3 separate regions of the Mus musculus genome follow, and regions 1 and 3 are each linked to region 2. Evidence: chromatin loops called from intact Hi-C (ENCODE). Cell type or tissue: left cerebral cortex. All regions are shown on one strand.

Region 1 (2,500 bases), 300 kb before region 2:
CTTGTTGGAGGAAGTGTGTGACGGTGGAGGTGGGCTTTGAGGTCTAATATGCACAAGCTCTACCCACTACCTTCTGATCAAGATGTTAAGAACTATCAGCTACTCTCCAGCAGTATGTCTGCCTGCACACCTTCATGATCCATTCCCTCTGTGATGGTCGTGGACTGAACCTCTGACACTGTAAGCCAGCCCCAGTTAGATGTTTTCCTTTAGAAGACTTGCAGTGATCATGGTGTCTCTTCAAGGCAACAAGACCCTAAGACTGATGGACACAATGCTTTGACTTGTTTTCCTCTTGAAAATTCTATGATCTCACATTTCAACTCCATTAGAAAGTTCACAGGCGATGACAATGGTGCCTACCCAGGTGTCCACCAAGATTTGGGCACAGGGGACACATGTGCATACACAGGCCCACAGTTGGGAAGCATGAAAGTGAAGCTGACATGTCATCAAATGTGCTGTCCTTTGGATGGGAGGTGACTTACCTCTTCTGGACTGAGTCAGGACTCTGGGGAGAACTAGAGCCAGGACTTGTCCTAAATGGGTATGGGATGACTTCTTCCTGGGTACATAGGTTGTGGGAGAAGAGCCAAACATGGGGCTTTAGTGAAAATAGAAGCCTAGTTTCACTGCCTCAAAGACTGTGGAGACAGAAGACTGGGGGTCAGGTGAGATACCTCATGGCAGATCCTGGGTGGGGCTGTACTCTTCCTACAGCCTTTCAGAGCTAACCCTCCATGGTGTGATCTGGGGAAGACTCAACACTGTTCTTTTCCTCTTGGGTGTTATTAGTACACTTTAAGTATTAATATTTTGCTAATACATATTAACGGGATGCTGCGTGCATATTATATGTATTGATCATGTCCAACCGTCGTTCTTGCTCTGCATCCTTTCCAGTTCTTAGTAATCAGTGTTCTATTTGCAGGCCAGCTTGTTGTGACTTCATGTGCAAGAGAGCCCATGCAGCTGTGTTTCTGGATTATTTTACTTACACAAAGACCTTTAGTTTCCTCCAGTGTCAGAATATGCTTTCTTCCTCCTCATGGATGAATAACACCCCCTGCCCTCTCTATGTTCTCTCCCTCTCCATGATGTGTGTGTATGTGTGTGAGTGTATGTTATGTGTGTGTGTGATATGTGTGTGTTAAGTGTTTGTGTGAATGTGTCATATGTATGTGGTGTGTGTGTGTGTGTGTGTGTGTGATGCATTCTTTATCCATTCATCTGTGAATCTATACTCAGAAACAAATCCAGAAATGGAATGGCTGAATCATACAACACTTCTGTGTTCAGTTTTCTGAGGAAATGGTATTTTGTTTTCCATCATAACTAAACTAATTTCACTGTTTTCTTTAAAACTGGATTGGTATACTTATATCTGCATCATCTTTTCTTTTCTTTCTTTTTCCTTTTTTAAAAGATTTCTTTATTTATTATATGTAAGTTCACTGTAGCTATCTTCAGACACCCCAGAATAGGGCACCAAATGGTTGTGAGCGACCATGCGGTTGCTGGGATTTGAACTCAGGACCTTCAGAAGAGTAGTCAGTGCTCTTAACCACTGAGCCATCTCTCCAGTCCATCATCTTTTAATAGTAGAGAAAATCCAAGCACATCTGTACTTGTTATTTCAAATTCAAAAGGAATTCTCATGCCAATGATTTTATGTCCGAACCCATCAGTGTTACTACAGGGACTGTGGTTCTGTGTTGAATGTTGAGAAAGTGTTACTTGCTTCCGTAGATAACAGCCTTAAGACTGTTGTCTCTCTTGAAGGATGGTAACTGACTCTGGACGGTTTAGATATCCCTGTCTTCTGTTGAGGAGCACTTGCCCACCAGCACCTGTATGCCATAGGCATCCAATGTCTCAATTCTAGTCCATCAGTGAAGTATGAAATTATTTTAAAATGACATATCTCTCAATATTCAAAAAAGACTCAACCGGCAAGGAAAATTTACATGATGTTAATTATTTTTGGTGCATACAAATTAGCTGTGAAATCATTAGAAACTCCTGTGTGTTTGTGCTCTTTGTTGGCAGAGAAGAATAATTATCAACTAACCTCAGTCAGTCTCTCTTAGCAGAAGGTTTCATTATTCCATGTGAGTGCAGCTTTGAATTCGGAAGCAGAGGTGCTGGCAAGCATAGCTAAGCATGAGCTCACCACTGAGCGAACTTGCCAAAGGTAAGGATAGCTACTCGGGAGGGCTTATAGTTAAGGTCTTCCTTAGAAGGCAGGGAGGAAAAGAGCAAGAGCATGAGCAGGGCACAGTGGGAGACAGACAGAAACACCAGGAATAACAGACAGTATAAATTAACATCATAAAGGATTCAAGTTAAAAGCTACCTCTAAACCATTCAAAGTGTGACGTCATTGCTTACGACCCTTCTCATTGTACTAGGGCCACACCCTTCCTCCCACGATCAGTCATGAATTTAAATAGATGAACTCCACCAGAATAAAAGCTTTGCAAAGAGTAATATTGCTTAC
Region 2 (2,500 bases):
CCACACAAGCATACACACCACACCCCCACACACACACACACCACACAAACACATACCACACACACCACACAAATACCACACACACACACACTACTTCTGGTCACTACAGAGTGTCCAATGCTGCTTCCAGCTCCACCACCAGGCCACAAAGGATGCTGAGGTATGTGTGTCTGTAGAAGAAAACAGAAGCCTCTGGGAGACAGACACAGAGAAAGGACCAGGCTCTGTCTAGACTTCACAATGAAGCTAAAATTTCACACAACATTAAAAAGAAAAACATGAGCATCATGGAGACCTCCAAAGAGACTGTCACCCTCGGTGTCCCCTTCTTCACCGGAGGTGACACTACTAAGACGAAGAAGAGAGCTTTCCTTTCCTATGTGATCTTTCCATTTCCTTCCCAGTATTGGTCGCCATTGTCTTCCCGGTTTTAAAAGCAAGCTCTGGCCTTCTCACGAGACTGTCTCCTTAGTTCTTTGCCTGCCAGACACTGGCCCTTGCTGGAAAACAACAGCCCTCATCTAAGCCCTCATTTCTCTGACTTGCTAGCTGCGTGTGAATAATGTCAGCTTCTTCCTGTCTGCCATGAGCCCTTGCCACCTGATCTGTGAAATCCCTCAGTTCACCTCGGCATCGCAGTGACCCTCGGAGGAGCAGTGGGGACTCTGTCACTCTCTTCTATTCCACAGGAATAAAAATTCAGGACCAACCCAGATTGCCTTCCAGATGGGGACGAGATAAAAGGGTTTGAATGCAGTCACATGGCTAAATTAAGAAGCAGATAGAAATAGAACAAAATGAAGCTGGGGCTGAGAGTTGGGGAGCAAATACTTTGTGGGCGAGCCAGAACTCAGTGATGCAGGCCTCTGCTGCCTGAGATCTAATTTGCAATGCCACAAAGAATTCTCTGGTTCAGATTTCCTTTGCTCCTCACTTTCTGTTCCCAGTCAGAAGCCACTGAAGCTGGCTAAGATCCCAGACAGGGCAGGCCTTTAGATCTTAAGAAGAGAGGGACCTCTAGTGTTGAGTTACTTGTCTACTGCTCGCTGTTGCTGTTCACCCCCATATTTACCTCTTACCTTGTGATTATTAGAGTTTCTTTGAAGGCTAGTATTCATTTAAATGTTAAAATTTAAATTTAAATTTAAATTTAAAATGTTAAAAGTGGGTTTTTCTCCCTTCCTGGAAAACTAAGAAAATTGAGAATGGGTAAATATAAGCCAACATACTAGTTTAAAGAAGACTTGAGCAAAATGTCACGTGATTAAAAAGTATTATTAGACACCTATAAGGTGCTCAGTAGTTAAGAGCACTTGCTGCTCTTCCAGAGGACCTGGGTTCAGTTCTCAGCACTCACATCAGGAGGCTCACAACCATCTGTGACTCCAGCTGCAGGGGATCCAACACCCTCTTCTGGACTCTGCCATCATCAGCGATACACGTGGTACACATACACATGTGCAGGCAAATACTCAAATGTAGGAAATAAAAATAATAGATTTTTTAAGCATCCATTAAACCTTTGACCTTAGCATAGGGACTAAAAGCCATTTCAATAAGTCTGGAACATGAAAATATAATCATAATACCAGTTTTTCAGTAGGTTCCGGAAAGCACCGATCCCGCTCTCTGTCAGGCTGAATGTGGGTTTGTGTAGGCCACAGCTAGGAAACATAAACAAAGGAAGGTGTGGCAGTTCCTCCTTCCTGGCGGTGATTCTCGGTTGTTGATTCATCCGAATACTTCGCAAAGTATCTTCTGTGACCAGATCCAATCAGATGCACCTGGTCCAAGGATTCACAGAAGGGGATGGTATCATTGTGGCTCAGAGGTCACTGTTAGCTTTCTGCCACTAGCATAAATATCTGAGATGATCTACTTACAAAGAGGAAAGAAAAGCTCCATTTACAAAGATATATTTAGGTTTGGGGGTCTGCATTGGTTACTATTGCTCTAGGGTCTGTTGCATCTAGTCCTCTCATGGCGGGGAGCGTGTGGTAGGGCAGAGCTATCCACTTATGGTGCAAAGGCAGAAGAAAGGGGAAGGGGCTGAGGTGCCATCTACTGTCCTCTTTGAAGAGGCCTGAGCACCGCCACTGGAGGCAGCTTCTGGTGCACACCTGCAGTCCCAGCACTCAAAGAGAACAGAGACCTGCTGTGTGTTCAAGACCAGCCTGGGCTACCTAGCAAGTATTAAGTGGCTTGAGCTGCACACCAAGACCTCGCCTTAAAAACAGCAAAATCGCTTCCATTAGGCCCTTCCCCCACCCCTAAAAGGTTCTACTTCCACCCCATAGTGCCACACAGGGAGCAACGCCTTCATCATATGGACCCATTATATTCCAGTATAACTGTAAATTATACTAGCTACCAAGAGTAGCAAGAGATAGTTCAAATCCATGAGACCGCCTATGTTTGGAAAATGAAATAATTAATATTCATTGTCAATTAGATCAAATTTAGAATCACCCAGGAGATACACCTCTAGGTATGACTGTGA
Region 3 (2,500 bases), 110 kb before region 2:
TCTAAGTCTTTTTTCCTTTCAGAACTTGAATGAGCAAAGGTCTGTAATAGACATCTTCTAAGGAAACTGTACGGAGACAAGCGTGTGAATCTTTTGGGAAATGCAAATCCAAGCCTCAGTGGGAGACTGCCTCACATGCATTGTAATGACTGCTGACCCAAAGCAAAGCAACAGAAGAAACAAACACTGAACAAAATCCAGAAATTATCAACACTTAGGGTGATGTGGGAACATTGGGCTGTGGTGAGCTGCCTGTGAAAATAGGAAGCAGGGGCGACCATTCTGCATGGTTGATCCTTCTGCAATGGCATTTAAACAATAAATGCGATCTGGCTATCTCATTTCTGCTATAGGTCCAAGACACATAAAGCCAGGAATCTGCATGTCAGTACTTCTACAGCATGGCTCACTGCAGCCAGGATGCAAAACAACTCAAATGTCCACTGATAGATGATTGGATAAGTGAAGTGTGGGATCCACACAGTAGAAGAAATCCTGACACTTGCCGCAATACCCACTCCTACCTGGGTACACACATTTCTTTAGGCACCTGATCATCCTGGACTAGACCTTGTATCCCAGCCTCCTTTGCAGTTCAGTGTGGCATGTGGTGACAATCACCACAGCCTGGGCATCATCGGCAGCCTTTTAATTCCCCTGAAAAGACAACTTTGATGCTCAAGAGCATGGTTACCATGGAAATGGCATGTTATAAAAATACTTCAAAGCGACAAGTAGGGGAGGGGCCAGGGACCCAAAACCACCAAAAAAAACACCTGCTGACTGATCAGTCAGTATTCATTTTGGGATGTGTGTGTGGAAAGGTCAGTCTGGCTTTGGCCATCTGTCATTCATGCAGGATTGTTCTGCTATGAGTAAAACAGAATGGCTCATTAATATGCAGCAGGACCAAAAAGTTTTCTAGCTGGGCATGAGGGTGCACCGGTGTCATCCCAGCATTCAGGAAGCTAACACAGAAGGGTTGTGAGTTTGAAAACAGCCTAGGCTCCGTTGAGTCCCTATCTCAAAGAAAATGAAGGCAAGCTCTCCAATGTCGTCATTCTCTGCTTTTACATTCATCTCGTTTTTACTTCCTATTGTCTGTAATGAATTTTGTCATTTTAATGCACAGATTTTAGTGTGTTTCCCCTCTAGATGGCAACCTCCTTTGACAAGCAAACTATCCCTTGCTTGTTACTATGTGTTTATGTGCTTAAAGCAAGCTTGATAACGATTTACCCCACAAAAATGAGTGAATGTCTGAGCTTGAGCCTGGTTCTCAGTAATCCGTGCTATTCCAGAAGGTTCCCCACTGCATCGCTACATAAAGAGGTTTGTTCTTTAGTTGCTCCCCACTTGATGGTCTCAGTACTGCTTGAAACCAGAACAGGCTTTTCTGGAATCTCTTAAGACACTGCTTGAGTGCTGTGATGCCTGTCTGCCTCCCCATGGGCTCTTTCTCTGGAGTCTGTTTGCATGGCCTCTACCTAGTGGGTAGCATGTTGCCAAATCAATGACTGGTTGCATGAACAAGTGAGTGTGTTCATTTGTCAGGGGAAGAATTTGAGACTGATCCTATTTTAAATCAGAGGCAAAGCACAGTATGCATCCTGGGCAAAGACTGCCCTGGTCCTTCTCTAGACAGGGCATCTTGTGAGTTAGGCTACCACTTCCCCAGGGGCTTGGGGGAGGCAGTCTGGGTCTGAAAAGAGCTCTCACCTGGGTACAGAAGATGTGAATACAAAAGACAAAAGATGCTGTAGGTTCTGGGAAGTCATCTGTTGTAGTCTCCCCTCCCCCAGCTGTCCTCTTCCTGACTCAGTTTGCATATTTACAAAACGTGGAATTATTTAAGCTCCATAGTCAAAGAGAAGAGAACATAGAGAACCAGGCTATATACTCTTGCTCTGTCATTCAAAGGTCACTAACCACATGTGGCTATTGAGAATTTGAAATGTGCATATGCACATCATCAATATGAAAGCACACCGGCTCTGATAAACCTGATACTGCAAATGCATACTTCTCTTTAGTAACTTTTATGATGATGCCCTGTTGAAACAATGTTTTGGATCTATCCTGTCAAAGACAAATGTTTTTCTTATGGCTTTTGATTTTTAAAAATTGTGTCCATCAGGGACTATATGGCCCAACAGTTAAGACTGCTCTTCCAGGAGTTACAGAGACAAAATTTGAAGCTGTGACGAAAGGATGGACCATCTAGTGATTGCCATATGCAGGGATCCATCCCATAATCAGCTTCCAAATGATGACACCATTGCATACACTAGCAAGATTTTGCTGAAAGGACCCAGATATAGCTCTCTCTTGTGAGACTATGCCGGGGCCTAGCAAACACAGAAGTGGATGATCACAGTCAGCTATTGGATGGGTCACACGGCCCCCAATGGAGGAGCTAGAGAAATTACCCAAGGAGCTAAAGGGAACTGCGACCCTATAGGTGGAACAACAATATGAGCTAACCAGTACCCCGGAGCTC

What was found. Hi-C counts contacts between places; a loop is a spot of excess contacts. Peaks named below come from ENCODE experiments on the same cell type or tissue, not always from the same donor. Only the 100,000 strongest peaks of a DNase experiment are listed, where the experiment ranks them.
Region 1: it touches region 2 in a loop (3-fold over the local background); 2 of 42 quality-filtered maps call a loop at or near these places.
Region 3: it touches region 2 in a loop (2.4-fold over the local background); 4 of 42 quality-filtered maps call a loop at or near these places.

What each region holds. Positions count from the first base shown.
Region 1 is chr2:4,113,368-4,115,867 of GRCm38, reverse strand. It overlaps a transcript of Frmd4a not described here. Among named protein-coding and RNA genes, the nearest start is that of 1700080N15Rik, 27 kb to the left of the region's middle. In left cerebral cortex, a CTCF peak has its summit at 1,469; a DNase peak (open chromatin) is centred at 2,160.
Region 2 is chr2:3,814,718-3,817,217 of GRCm38, reverse strand. It overlaps Gm36031 (a long non-coding RNA gene), which reads right to left. Exons shown (of 5, transcript XR_373951.3): 4 at 1,590-1,784. Among named protein-coding and RNA genes, the nearest start is that of Gm36031, 8.1 kb to the right of the region's middle. In left cerebral cortex, a CTCF peak has its summit at 1,017; DNase peaks (open chromatin) are centred at 879 and 1,367; H3K27ac peaks cover 1,117 bases.
Region 3 is chr2:3,923,566-3,926,065 of GRCm38, reverse strand. No RefSeq gene overlaps it. Among named protein-coding and RNA genes, the nearest start is that of Gm52545, 110 kb to the left of the region's middle. In left cerebral cortex, a CTCF peak has its summit at 1,159 (motif pointing right); no DNase peak of the experiment used is centred here.